2 separate regions of the Homo sapiens genome follow, and region 1 is linked to region 2. Evidence: read pairs that join two places in POLR2A ChIA-PET (ENCODE). Cell type or tissue: MCF 10A. All regions are shown on one strand. Each heading gives the region's core, and the rest is flanking DNA. Links, peaks and the distances in the headings are about the cores only. Region 1 overlaps UBE2L5 (ubiquitin conjugating enzyme E2 L5). Region 2 has its middle 9.3 kb from the start of LINC00384.

What was found. Peaks named below come from ENCODE experiments on the same cell type or tissue, not always from the same donor. Only the 100,000 strongest peaks of a DNase experiment are listed, where the experiment ranks them.
Region 1: POLR2A ChIA-PET joins it to region 2 with 6 read pairs; 7 of 35 experiments call an interaction of 5 or more read pairs at or near these places.

What each region holds. Positions count from the first base shown.
Region 1 is chr13:30,427,865-30,435,014 of GRCh38, forward strand. UBE2L5 (ubiquitin conjugating enzyme E2 L5) reads left to right here. Exons shown (of 4, transcript NM_001355247.2): 4 at 1-1,894. The coding sequence starts at 127. The coding sequence ends at 591. Among named protein-coding and RNA genes, the nearest start is that of UBE2L5, 8.9 kb to the left of the region's middle. In MCF 10A, for the core only: no CTCF peak of the experiment used is centred there; DNase peaks (open chromatin) are centred at 2,547 and 3,607.
Region 2 is chr13:30,140,245-30,147,394 of GRCh38, forward strand. No RefSeq gene overlaps it. Among named protein-coding and RNA genes, the nearest start is that of LINC00384, 9.3 kb to the right of the region's middle. RefSeq lists an enhancer at 5,781-6,210. In MCF 10A, for the core only: no CTCF peak of the experiment used is centred there; DNase peaks (open chromatin) are centred at 2,347, 2,707 and 3,607.

The DNA of each region.
Region 1 (7,150 bases), core at 98-5,097, 290 kb after region 2:
AGTTGCTTTGCTCAGCGTAAGTTCAAACTGCCACATCAGAACGTTATTTGAGTGTATACATACACAACCATTAAAAGTGGCCGTTACCACGATGCATTCTGGGAAAGAAGCAGCACCAAATCCAAGATGGCGGCCAGCAGGAGGCTGATGAAGGAGCTTGAAGAAATCCGCAAATGTGGAATGGAAAACTTCCGTAACATCCAGGTTGATGAAGCTAATTTATTGACTTGGCAAGGGCTTATTGTTCCTGACAACCCTCCGTATAATAAGGGGGCCTTCAGAATCGAAATCAACTTTCCAGCAGAGTACCCATTCAAACCACCGAGGATCACATTTAAAACAAAGATCTATCACCCGAACATCGACGAAAAGGGGCAGGTCTGTCTGCCAGTAATTAGTGCTGAAAACTGGAAGCCAGCAACCAAAACCGACCAAGTAATCCAGTCCCTCATAGCACTGGTGAATGACCCGCAGCCCGAGCACCCGCTTCGGGCTGACCTAGCTGAAGAATACTCTAACGACCGTAAAAAATTCTGTAAGAATGCTGAAGAGTTTACAAAGAAATATGGGGAAAAGCGACCTGTGGACTAAAATGTGCCACGATTGGTTCCAGCAAGTGTGAGCAGAGACCCCGTGCAGTACATTCAGACACCCCGCAAAGCAGGACTCTGTGGAAATTGATACGTGCCACCGTCTGGCGTTCGCTTGCAGCAGTTACTAACTTTCTACAGTTTTCTTAATTAAAAGTGGTCTAGGTAACCTGTAAAGAAAGGATTAAAAATTTAAGATGTTCTTAAAAAAAAAAAAAGTGGCCATTAATAGACGGAACTATACACTGGACTAGTTGTTGTTTTAAAAACATAAAATCTGGCTACCCTAACGGGATAAGAGTTCAGACATCAGGATGTTGACACAGTGTCCTACCAGAACCCAGGGTTTACTTAGAGAACATAAAAGAAAAGAGATTGTATGCTATATTCCTTGCTTTTTTTTTTTTTTTTTTGGTGGATGTAGATAGGAGATGGGATGAGAGTGGCCACAGGAATTCGATGAGTCGTAGGAAATCCATTTTTGTTTTAATTGATGTTTCCCGTTGAACTGACATTTAGATTGAAATACCTGCGAGCCGGGTTTGGTGGCTCACACCTGTAATGCTATCACTTTGGGAAGCTGAGGTGGGTGGATCACCTGAGGTCAGGAGTTCGAGACCAGCCTGGCCAACGTGGTGAAACCCCATCTCTATTAAAAATAAAATAAATAAACAAATAAAAGTAGCCGGGCGTGGTGGCAGACTCCTGTAATCCCAGCTACTCAGGAGGCTGAGGCAGGATAATCGTTTGGACCCTGGAGGCAGAGGCTGCAGTGAGCCCAGATTGCGCCATTGCACTCCAGCCTGGGCAACAAGAGCAAAACTCTGTCCCCCCCCCACAAAAAAAAATTGATTGAAATACCTGGAATTCACACCATAATTGGGGTGTCTTTAGGCTGAAATGGAGACAACAGAAGGTGAGGTGGCTTGGACTCAGGTGGCATTGGTAAAGGAAATGAAACGCATGCAAATTTCACAGACAAAAGAGTAGCTTTGCCACCTCTCATTTTGGCTGGGCTGCTCTGAGGTGCTGCATCTTTTATAGTGTCTAGGCTCTCATCCTTAATGACATTTTCATATTCTCCATCCCCCATCCCCCACCGCCTCTCCAGTAAGGACTTTTTGACAAGCTGCACTTCCCTGCTTTAGTAATTGGTGATAAGATTTGTCCTGTAGAACATATACATAGAGGATTGTTCACTCTCCTCCTTTTATGAAATAATTTTTAGAAATTGAGCTGTTAAAGGTTGTGTTTGCACATGTTTTTTGGAACAAGAACTTTAATTAAAGGATCAAAAAGCCCAAGCTCTTGCTTTTGAATAACTGAAGCCAGTGTCTATAATTTCTTGTATCTAAAATCTGTAGAAACTAGTTGTGTGATTTCAGGGGTGCATGGGGCCCCTTGGGTGTCTGAACAGAAGGGGGTGGGAGGCAGAGCCGCACCTCTGCACTCTTGCTCTGCTGGTGTAGTGGGCAGCTGCCCACCCCCACCCCACCCTGCACTGCAGGCTCTGGAGTCAGCAGATTAAGCATTTTATAAATTATATTCTAAGTATATATTTTAAACTTGTCAAAAAGATAAATCTAGCTTATTTTACCTTTAACTTGTAAAGAAAGTTTGCCTTCTTGAGTTCTCTTTGTCATGGGCAGTAGGAGTAGCTCGCCTGAGTATCATCAGTGAAGGGAAACCCACACATCTTGGTGAGCAACGAGAAATCACCATGTTAAGATTCCAGGGATTTTCTTCTCTGGTCATTGTTGTAGCCAGTGTCTTCATGGAAGACCTATTTTCGTTTCATTACCATATTTGATGCCTAAGCATTTAATAATCAGTTTATGACTACTAAACTTTTGAGGATCTTAGAATTTAACTGGCTCTAGAAAGTGGCAGAGAAACCTACACATGATTCCATGTCCTAACCCATAAGACGTGAGTGATACATGCTGAGGAGGGAAGGTGAGTCACTCCCCCTGTTAGTCTGAGGGAATGTGTATGAGTCATTTTGTGCTTCTTTTTTTCTTTATTTTATTTTTAGCATAATAAAGTACCAAACCAAGAGTTGTCTGGTTTTTGTTTTGGAGAGTGAGGGCTGCTGGTGAGGGTAGATTTCTGAACTACCCCAGAGAACGTAGTCAGGAACCTCCCAGCAGGATGAGAGAGGAGCCATCAGCTGGAAGGAGAGGGGAAAGGATCAGGAGAGGTAAGGGAACTAGGATTGCTTAACATGCAAAGGGTAAAGTAGAACCAAAGAGAATTTTTGTGCCCCAACAGGAGCAGGAAAATCTGAGAGGATGCCAACCAACTTCTAAGATTATTTTATTGATTCAGAGAAAATGCAAATTTCAACCACAGCTAAACAATAAAAAGGGAAACTTTTCATTTAGAACCAATAGTTATCATGAGTTGATTAAAAACATGAGCTGGCCTAAAGGTGGTATCCTAAACTTCTGGAGTGTGGAAAGTGATTGTTAAATTGCCTTAATTCTCTACCTAACATTTTTCTACAATGCAAGCATCTAAGAAAAGACTGAAAAAGTGGTGAACCAGATATTTGAAAAGTCAGCTTTCACCCAAATATGAGAAAATTTTTAAATGTCAGGTGGGCAATGATGTTGGTCTTGCTCCTCCAGGGTGTTTGTCTTGCAGGGACACTGTTGGGGTGCAGGTGGTCATGAGGACACCGACCTGCTCTATGAAATCAATTTCCAAAGCTTGAGCTCACTTCCAAAAACACTTCTCAAGCATGATGATAACCAACTATTGATTTATCCTGAGGGAATAATCTTTCTACAAGCTTTTATGTTCACTGTGTTGGCTTGTGGTAGCTAGTGAAAACTGGGTGATTTCCTCCCTTAATCTAGAGGTTGACCATTTAGAAACACAACAGAAGAGACTTCCAAAATGAATAAATATCTCCTGCTGTTTGAAAAGTGAACCTTCTAACAGATGAAGAAACTGCCCAGGCAGGTATTCTGAGTCACTGTGTGATTCTGGACATGCCACTCAACCTTTCTCCAGGCTTAAGTGAAGTTAATGTTTTTCCTCCCACTGACTCACGATGGTGCCTTGGGGACAGAAGAAATGAATGTTAGAAAGTCCAGTGCAAATTTCTAAAATGCCACAGGAAAAATCAGGTAAAAAACACTTTTTTGTGAAATGTAGCTGCTGTGTAAAAGACACGTGGCACACAGCCTTCCTGGCTCAGGGACAAAAATATTCATCTTTCTATAATTCAAAACCAAAAGTGGAACAACACCATGGAAGGTTTTAAGAAGGGAAGCAGAGTGTCCTTTTTAGACCAATGAGGTGAGTCATGTTCTTTTCTGATGTCTCTGGGAAAGATGTGATCAACATAAAGATGTTTTATTGCCAATGCCTAGGTAAAGCAATCTCAGTATTCATGTCTCAGAAACATGTCTTCAGATGCAGTTTCACCTCTCTGAAAATGAGCTCTCCTATGGGAAGGTTTGGTTACTAGTATAATTACAGGCTTCTGAGGGTGCCCTGGCTGTGTCTTTTGTCCATTCCCAACTGTTGCTCCTTCTTTAAAATATACATATGTCATGCCTCTGCCTGAACTCTTGACAGTACTGACTAGAATGCCTTTTCCTACTAGTGGACCACATGCATAAAATAGTTTCACAACACATGGTTGTTGGAAGGGCCATCTCTGATGCAGCATATATACCAGCACTTAATGTTAGCATCTCTCACCACTTAGTGAACAAATTTAGTCATAAGTCAGGCTGGGATTCTAATTTTTTTTATTATTTATTTATTTATTTTACAGGCAGGGTCTCTGTTGCCCAGGCTGGAGTGCAGTGCAGTGGCATGATCATAGCTCACTGTAACCTTGAGCTCCTGGGTTCAAATGATCCTTCTGCCTCAGCCTCCAGAGTAGCTGGGACTACAGGCATGTGCCACCATGCTGGCTAATTTCTTTTAAACATTTTTTGTAGAGACAGGGTCTCACTATATTGTCCAGGCTGGTCTCGAACTTCGGCCTCAAGTGATCATCCCGCCTCAGCCTCCCAAAGCACTAGGATTACAGATGTGAGCCACCGTGCCTACCCCAGGCTGGGATTTTAAAGACAGGCAGGCAAGGGCCTTTGTTAGAAGGAAATTGTCCAAAATTTCAGCAAGCAAACATGTGTTTTTTCTTGATGAGGACACCATACAACACACATCTCCACTAGTGCAAGACACTTGGAAATGGGCTTTACCAGCGATATGTCCAGAAGAGGTGAGGCGCTAAGACAGCTAGTTTACTGGCCTCAGTATTTCTCTTGCTCACTAGCAAGAGAAATAGGTCAACATTTCAGAATCACATAGAATTCTGAGGAATCCATGAGGTACAGAGACTCATGCCCACGTCACCCTCTAAAGTTCAAAGGATATGCCTTTACACATGGGAAGATGCTATGCAGTGACTATTAGAAAAGGTTAGAAAAATTTAAAAGGGTTTTTTGTTTTCTGTTTTTTTGTTTGGTTGATTTTTCGGACTCACCAAAGTAGCCACTAGACCATCAAGTTTGAGAGACACAACTTCATAAAACACAAATGTCTGTAATCCCAGCACGTTGAGAAGCCAAGGTGGATGGATCACTTAAGCATAGGAGTTTAAGACCAGCCTGGGCAACATAGTGAGACCCTCATCTCTACAAAAAATACAAAAAAAAGTTTGCCAACTATGGTGGCACATGCCTGTGATCCCAGCTGCTTGAGAGGCTGAAGTGAGAAGATCACTTGAGCCTGGGAGGTTGAGACTGCAGCAAACTATGATTATGCCACTATATCCCAGCCTGGATGACAGAGCAAGACCTTATCTCAAAAAAGAAAAAAAAAGAAGAAAAAAGAAAACACAAATGCCTGTTTCTGTATTAAGATACTCTTCTATTACCATGAAAAGCTTGGAGGGGCCAGGTGCGGTGGCTCATGCCTGTAATCCCAGCACTTTGGAAGTCTGAGGCGGGTGGATCACGAGGTCAGTAGTTCAAGACCAGCCTGGCCAAGATGGTGAAACCCCGTCTCTACTAAAAATACAATAATTAGCTGGACTCGGTGGTAGGCACCTGTAGTCCCAGCTACTCAGGAGGCTGAGGCAGGAGAATTACTTGAACTGGGGAGGCAGAGGTTGCAGTGAACCGAGATCGCGCCACTGCACTCCAGCCTGGGCGACAGAGCAAGACTCTGTCTCAAAAAAAAAAAAAAAAAAAAAAAAAAACAAAAAAGAAAAGCTTGGAGAACCAGAAATTTAATTTGTTTACTCTTTCATTAAGTTGTCCAACAAACTTTATTGAACACGTCCAATGACCAAAAGCTGCACTTGGGTCTGGAGATACAACTGTAAAGGGGACCTACACCCTGCCTTTGAGGAGCCTCCAACCCTTACCCCATTTTAGGCTGTGCATATGTAGTTTCAGGCTAATTTGCACAACTGGACCACCTATTTAGAACATGAGAATCAGAGACAAGTGGTTTCTTGAACTCATCAATAACCAATTATCACTAAAAAGTCTATGTTTAGATATGAGAAAGTATTCCGTGACCTATTTCATAAACCTCATTTAAAAATATACTTGGTGGCCAGGTGCAGTGGCTTACACCTGTAATCCCAGCACTTTGGGAGGCTGAGGTGGGAGGACCACTTGAGGCCAGGAGTTCAAGACCAGCCTGGACAAGATAGCAAAACCCCATCTCTAAAAAAACTAAAAAAAAAGTTAGTGAGGCATAGTGGTGCATGCCTATAGTCCCAGCTACTCAGGAGGCTAAGGCAGGAGCATCACTGGAGCCCAGGAATTTGAGGCTGCATTGAACTATGATGGCACCACTGCACTCCAGCCTAGGCAAAAGAGAAAGACCTTGTCTCTGGAAAAAAACAAAACCAAAAACCACCACCACCACCACCAACACCACCACCACCACCACCACCAACAAAAAACTCAGAAAACAAAAGTAAAACAATGGACTTTTTAATCCTAAAGTGAGGTAATATACCTGAACACCCATATATTTTTGGATATCCACAACAGCAAAGCAGAAAAGGTGAGGTGAAGGAGAGATGCTTGTGGGGGCCCCTTCTTTTCCATCATTTTAGAATCAACTTGTTTTCTCTGTATTTGAGAAGTATTTGAGGCCATCACCCCCAAGAGGCCAATCCAACTGTAATGGAGTCACACAGACTCACATGATCAGATAGACTTGGCTTGGTTGTGTTTTTTGGGTTTTTTTTGGTTGTTGTTGTTGTTTGTTTGTTTGTTTTTCAAGACTGAGTCTCGCTCTGTCACCCAGGCTGGAGTGCACTGGCACGATCTTGGCTCACTGCAACCTCCTCCTCCCAAGTTCAAGTGATTCTCTTGCCTCAGCCTCCTGAGTAGCTGGGATTACAGGCGTGAGCCACCATGCCGGCTAATTTTTCTATTTTTAGTAGAGATGGGGTTTCGCCATGTTGGCCAGGCTGGTCTCAATCTCCTGACCTCAAGTGATCCACCTGCCTCGGCCTCCCAAAGTGCCGAGATTACAGACGTGAGTCACCGTACCTGGCCAGACTTAGTTTTTAT
Region 2 (7,150 bases), core at 776-5,775:
CCTACTGTGTGCTGCCAACCCCCAAGTCTGTGTCTTGGTCCCATCGGTCTCCCAATGCACAGGCGCATGTCCTGAGCTCTCTGTTGGACACATCCATTTACCCGGGCGCCCTCCAGTCACCCTCATCACAGCAGATCCCAAATGCACAGGTAAGCTACCCACCCCAATACCGGAATCTGCTCTTCCTCTCTCTTCCTTCTCCAGGCCAATGGCTACGCTGTCCAGCTGGTCGTCTAAACTCCAGGCCTCATCCTGACTCCTGCGCTTCACCCGCTCACCAGATCCCATCAACCACCCAAGCCCTGTAGACCCCACCTCCTCCCACAGCTGCATCCTCCTCCCGCACCTCCTTCTACGTCACCTCCTTAGCACAGGCTATTACTTGCTTCCACACGGATTACAGTAACAATCTGCTATCTGGTCTCCAAGCTCTCAGTCTTGCTTCCTCCAAAACAGCCTCGGCCGGGCGTGGTGGTTCACACCTGTAATCCCAGGACTTTGGGAGGCCGAGGCAGGCGGATCACGAGGTCAGGAGATCGAGATCATCCTGGCTAACACAGTGAAACCCTGTCTCTACTAAAAATACAAAAAATTTGCCAGGTGTGGTGGCGGCCGCCTGTAGTCCCAGCTACTCGGGAGGCTGAGGCAGGAGAATGGCGTGAACCCGGGAGGCGGAGCTTGCAGTGAGCCAAGATGGCGCCACTGCACTCCAGCCTGGGCAACAGAGCGAGACTCCGTCTTAAAAAAAAAAAAAAAAAAAAAAAAAAAAAAAAAACAGCCTCCACGCTGCCCACATGATGACCTGAGAATACAAATCTGATCGTGCCACAAGGTCCCTCACCACTCAGCCTCAGGTCCTGGAATGTCCTCGTTCCTCTTTCGTAATGAACAATGTGCAGACCCCCACTTCCCATCCCCTGTCGGAGCTCGTGACCACCTGCAGGAGGCCTGCTACCCACCCTCCAGACGCAGCACCCACGTCCTGCCCTGAACACTCAGCAGAACACCCTCTTCTGTGCGCCCATAAGCAACTTGCCTGTCACTCTGGTCTCCTTCACCTCACTGGGTTCTAAGAATTGACTTCTGCACCTGTGTTACCCACTGGGCTCTGAAGCTGGGATACCGTCGTATTCACCGTGTATCTCCAGTGCTTATCATTGCGCCTGCCTTAGTCAATATTTGATTGTCTCAAGAAATTGATCTGAAAAAAATCTTGGAGTCATAAAGCATTGAGAACTGAAAGGAAACCCACAGAACAGCCAGTCAGACCCCCTCATTTTCACCTGAAGAGACTGAGAACCAGAGAGGGAAGGTGTTTTGCCTGAGTAAGGTGTTCTGCACCTTGTCATTGCTAGACCGAGATGGTCTTTTCCTTTGGTCTGCATAGTCAGATGTGTAGATAAATTACCGGACATGTGTGGGGGGAACGGAAAGGGGGGGCTCCATGTGTTCCAAACACCTGAACATCTCACAGTTCTGGAGGCACTCGGATTTATGAATAAGAGCACAGGTACAGTGGAATGTCACGTTTCCTATTTTTATTAGCATCCCCATTTGCCCGCAGCCTGATTTCTCTGACCTGGCCTGATTTCTTTCACACCCTGGCTTTTAGAGGGTGGCTCGCAGGTCAGATGATTCACTTGCTCAAACATGAAATCTTCTGCCAAGCTCAGAGGACATCTCGAGGGCAGATGCTCCTTTTGATCATCGTTTTATACTCTCTCAGCCTCATCAGGGTTATTAAGCCATTTGGTATCCCAGGCAACCTGGAAGCAGCTCCTGGACATTTTAGTCCAGAAAAGACAGTTCTGAGAGGAAAGAACAGCTCTCACGAGGGGCTGCCAGGAGATCTCTACATATGATAGGAAAGGCTCAGGAGGATGGTACCAGCTATGCATTTTTTTTTCTTTTTTAGAGACAGGGTGTTGCTCTGTCACCCAGGCTGGAGTGCCATGGCTCAATTATAGCTCACAGCAGCCTCAACCTCCTGGGCTCAAGCAGTCCTCCTGCCTTAGTCTCTCAAGTAGCTAGGACTGCAGGTGCACACTACCACGCCCAGCTAATCTTTAAAAATTTTTTGTAGAGACAGGGTCTCACTATGTTGCCCAGGCTGGTCTTGAACTTCCAGCTTCAAGTGATCCTCCTGCCTCAGCCTCCCAAAGTACTGAGATTACAAGCATGAGCCACCAACACCCAGCCCCAGATCCTTTTTTTCTAACCATGAAAATAGCTTCCTGTGGTCTAAAACCCCAGCTGAGTATTCTGCTGGGGAATCCACAAGTTTCTCCATCAGTCCAGACACAGGTTAAGCTTAATGAAAACACACAGCCAAAGAGCCGTGAGGTCACAGTCGGTGATTTCCTGAAATATTCAGAGAATGCTCCAACCCTCAACTCTGTCCCAGAGGGCATCATCCAACCCCACCGCCCTTGACAGGGAGCCACAAAAGTGCTACCAGTCCAGCCTGCTTGCCAAGCCCCGTCACAGCTGCCTCTTCCTGCAGGCTTTCTTTGAAACCTTGCTCTGGAATTCAGCTTCAGGATTCCTGCAAGTCCCTAGATCAGGAATATCAGATGTTGTGATTTTATAGGGCCTCCATTCAAAAACCACAGGGCCATTTCCATGGGTGTCTTGTTTGGCACATGAAAAGAAACAGAAGAAGCTGCCAAGCATGTGTCTCCATGAGTCATTAAGCCCTTTTCTCTGCTTCTGCCGGAGGTGTGCGCACATGCAGAGGGAAAAGGAAAAGCATGCTCTGAACCTCCAGGGCAAGCAGAGCCTCTTATAAACAGACACGTCCTTCAGACCAGACAGCGGCCGGGGAAGTGTGCAGTGGGCGGGGGAAGGTGGCTGGAGCAGAGCTTGGCGGGGCGCGTCCTCCACAGGGGGGTGTCCACATGTGGCCTGGCAGACCAGCTTGTACACAGACCCAGCAAGGCTTCTCAAGGGGCCTGCATTCCCCAAGCCACGTCCCTGAGATTGGGTGTCCCTCCTGCCCCGGCTCCATCTGATGTTTTGCAGGGCCTGGAATGGCCTCCCTGGCTTACTTCTCAGGGTCTCTAAGGATGTGTGAGGTGCCCTCAGGAGCACCCCAAGCTGCCCACTGGGACTCCTCCCACTCCTGTGCTCCTGCTGTTGCTGGTGTTCCTGAGGCTGTGAGCTCCTGGCAAGCAGTGGCTGCTGTCCTGAGGCTACTCCAAGGGAGTGTCAGGGGCACTGGGGCCCTCCTTGGATCTGGGAAGGGCACCCCATTTTCACCGGAAGCTTGGGCCCCGCTGATGCATCAAAGTCTTCAGATCCTGAGCCAATGCCAGAAGCACCTGACACCCCTCCCCTTTCTTCTGCCTGGTTTGCTTATCTAGACCTCCACCATCACCCCCAGCCACCTGACCCCAGACTCAATCTTAGGGTGTGTGAACTGTGGGAAAGGCAGGGACAGAGAAGAAATGTGGCCAGGGAACTGATGGCCACAGACACTCTTCCTATGGGGTGCAGGGTGGGGAGAGACCGCGTTCTTCCTTTAAGGGAAGCAATTGCCCAGAAGGAACTTCAGACCCTTTGGGCAGCTCTCCTGACAGCTAAATCCTAAGCCGAGCGCTGGTTCATTTTCAGCTGAGACAAAGTATTAGGAAACTTTGGCTTCAACTATGAGTCACTGAAAAAATCAAAACAAAATAGCAGTGGCTTAAACAAGATGGAAGTCTTTGTCTCTCTAATATTCCCTCAAAGGCTGGAGTTGGTCAGTACATCCCAGGCAGTTATGGAGACTGCAGAGCCAGGGACCCAGGCTGCTTCCATCCAGCAGATCTTCTGTGTCTTCTGTTCCTGAGGTCTCCTAGGGTATCTACACCCTATTCCTGCAAGTAGGAAAGAGAAAGGAAATAAAAGGGCACAGCCCCTCTTCTTAAACTTCCACTTCCTGGAAGTTGTAGCCACCACTTCTGCTTACATTCCATTGGCCACAATTCTGTCACATGGCCATGCCTAGCTGAAAGGGAGTCTGGACAATGTAGTCTTTAATACAGGCAGACTGTCTTGTGCCCAGCAAAAAACTGAGGTAAGTTCTAAAAGGAGGGGAGAATGCATAGAAGTCTGTGCCACAGACCTCCACCACCCCCCGTGCCATATACATGTGTATTAGTGTCCCAGACAAGGTGCAAGACCCTAAGTGGATATCCACTTTGGAGTCCCTAATTACCGGGGTGGACCCCTCCCAGTCTATTTTGATGAAGACCTTATCACCTCCACACCCATCTGCAGAACCAGACAGTGTCTCAAAAAGTGCAGGCTGGAGCTGCTTGTTAAAAATGCAGGCTCCCACACTCACTGGATTCACATCTCTGGGGGCAAGCCCTGAGAATCTGAAATTCATGCACACTTTCTAGGTCATTCTTATACACGCAGAAATTTCATGTCCACTATTTAGTCTATTTCAGAGAAATTAGGGGAAGAACACTTCTACACTGCTAGACCTAAGGATAGTAGAACTAACAGTAATTGCTGAGTTGGAAGGAGAAGGTGTTCAGGAGATTGTTGGTTGTGACATCTGGGAGTGCCACTCACAAGTTGTCTAGCACAGCATTGGGGAACTGGTCCAAGATTTTCAAGACAAGATCTGCTGTCTTCTGGTAATCAAATAAAAATCAGTGGTCATTGGAAGAGAAAGTAGCCTTCTCCACTGCAGCAGGGAAGGGAAGTGAGGAGACCACCATGAGTGAAGAGCTGACCACCCCCAAGAAAGCCAGAGAGCTGCTGGTGCCCTCTGAGAAAAGGAAGAAGAGGAAGAAGAAAAGAAGGTGAAATGAAGGTCGAGCACCAAGCTCTTCGCCAGACTGAGGTTTAGGAAGCAAAGACTCACCATCCATGTAAGTTGATTCCCAGCGGGGACAGAACTACCATTTGGGGAAGGAGACATTTCTAGAAGCCATAATGCAGGAATGTCACCAGGGACACTAGACGTCCTGAAACGTGAGGGACCACCCACACAATGAAGAGTTTTCTCGAGTCCTTGGGATATTGATGTTTACAATCATCTAAGCTTAGAAACAAACTGCATTTTACATAAAAACACGAAGCATTTTTGAACTGTTTAAATATAAACTGAAATTTTCAGAAGTGCAACTACCAAGTTTATTTCAGAACCCTCCCAAGAGCTGTTCACAATTTCAGAAATACATGTCAACAGCGGCTCCGCTCATGGCATCCGACTTGTGATTGGAAAAGTTCAGTCTGCATTTGTGGTCCCATTCATAGTGACTTTACACGTATGTCCAAGCTTCTGAGCTCCTTGTTAGGTTGTCTGGTTAGACATGCCTGAGCCTTTATATTTTTTTAAGTGGAATGTATTATTATCAATTCCTTTCCTTATAGTTTCTATTTATATTAATGTTAGAGTAATATAAGGATTTTTTAAAAATCTATTTCAGGAAAATAAAGGAAAGTTACAAATGACAAAAAGTATTTGTCATTACGGGGGCCGTGGGGGGTCTGGGGAGAACCTCTGCCCAGATGTGGCCCGAGGTTTTCCTTGGTATGAATGAGGCTGCTCATGACCCCTAGAGACTCTGTTGCAGCCACAGCTGATCTGGTTTACGAAGGCTTGTGCCCACCCAGCTGGCTGCCTTCAGTTTACTCTGGAGTTGTTGGCATGGACCCAGCTCTCAAAACATCCCCCCGATCAGCATCCATTGTGCAATTTATCTCAATGTGGCTATAGACTCAAGCGAGAACAGGTAGATCGCAGGGAACAAGCTTGGTCTATGCAGCAGCAGAAGGATATGGATTTGAGCGGCCCCCTGGCAGAGGCTGTTTCCGACTCAGGCCTCCAGTTGTCCCCTAGGCCTCTCTCAAGAGGATTCTCGTCAATTTGACACAGTCATTTTGTTACCAGGGACATTCCGACACACTCGCTTTACTCTTGTTTTGACCCGAGGACATTTTGATATGAACAGAAACCATCAAGCTTTCAACTGTGTTTATCACCAAGTAAGGAATGAAACAGACACTCACCCACACCTGGGCCTCACTGTGTCTCATATCATGCTGAACCCCTACCCTCTGGGAACTGGAATGCTTTAAGGCTCAGGAAAGGCTGCTGTACCAATTTATTTGCAGTAGAAGTCTGTTTTTAGGCTGGGCATGGTGGCTCATGCCTGCAACCCCAACACTTTGGGAGGCCAAGACAGGAAGATCACTTGAGCCTAGGAGTTCAAGAGCTGCTTTGCAACACAGCAAGACCCCGTGTCTAAAAAAAAAAAAAAAAAAAAAAAAAAAAAAAAAAAAAAAAAAAGCTGGGCATGGTGGCACAAGCCTGTAGTCCCACTGTCCCACTTACTCAGGAGGCTGAGATGGAGGGATCACTTGAGCCCGGAAGGTTGAGGTTGCAGTGAGCTATGATCATGCCACTGCACTCCAGCCTGGGTAACAGAGCAAGACCTTGTCTCAAAAAAAAATTTGTTTTTACAGTTGGTATAGGTCTTTCTATATAGAAGAGACACTCAAAATGATCTCACCAAAGTTTCCAGAATCTCTCATTTCACCCCAACACCAGAGGAGAGGAAACAGGGCTAAGAAATGAAAGACCCCAGAAAGAAGTGTCCACTTGGCTGATGCCAGCTGAGCAGGAAATACACGGAAGGCTCGGCAGGGTGACAGGCAGATGGGCTGCTCTTACCACCTGCCCCTGCCTCACGGTGGAGAAGGTCAAGGAGCTAGATGCGACCCTCTAGCTCAGTGGTTCTCAACCCGGGCCTCACATTGGCATCACCTAGGAAGCTTTAGAAAAGTACAGATACCTGAGTCCCACCCCAGAAATTCTGCTGTCATCAGTCTGGGGCGTAGCTGAACATGGGTCTTTTTAAAATCCCCCCTACATGATTTCAGTGTGCAGCCCCCATCAGGAGCCTCTGCTAGAGCTGCCATCACAGCCTCTCCAGCACGCCTTTATTCTGGCATTTTCTATTTCTTCTTACTCCAGGGAGAAGGCTTTGGTGATTAATTCCCAAGCAAAACCGTTCATTACTCCTTAATAAGATGAATTTCTATCACCAACAATAAGTCAGCCTGTCTCTGCCTCCCTTCTGCTCTTGAGAAATCTCTGTGTGTCACCCTCTTTCTTCTCTTCAAACTCGTTTATACAGCCATCCTGGCC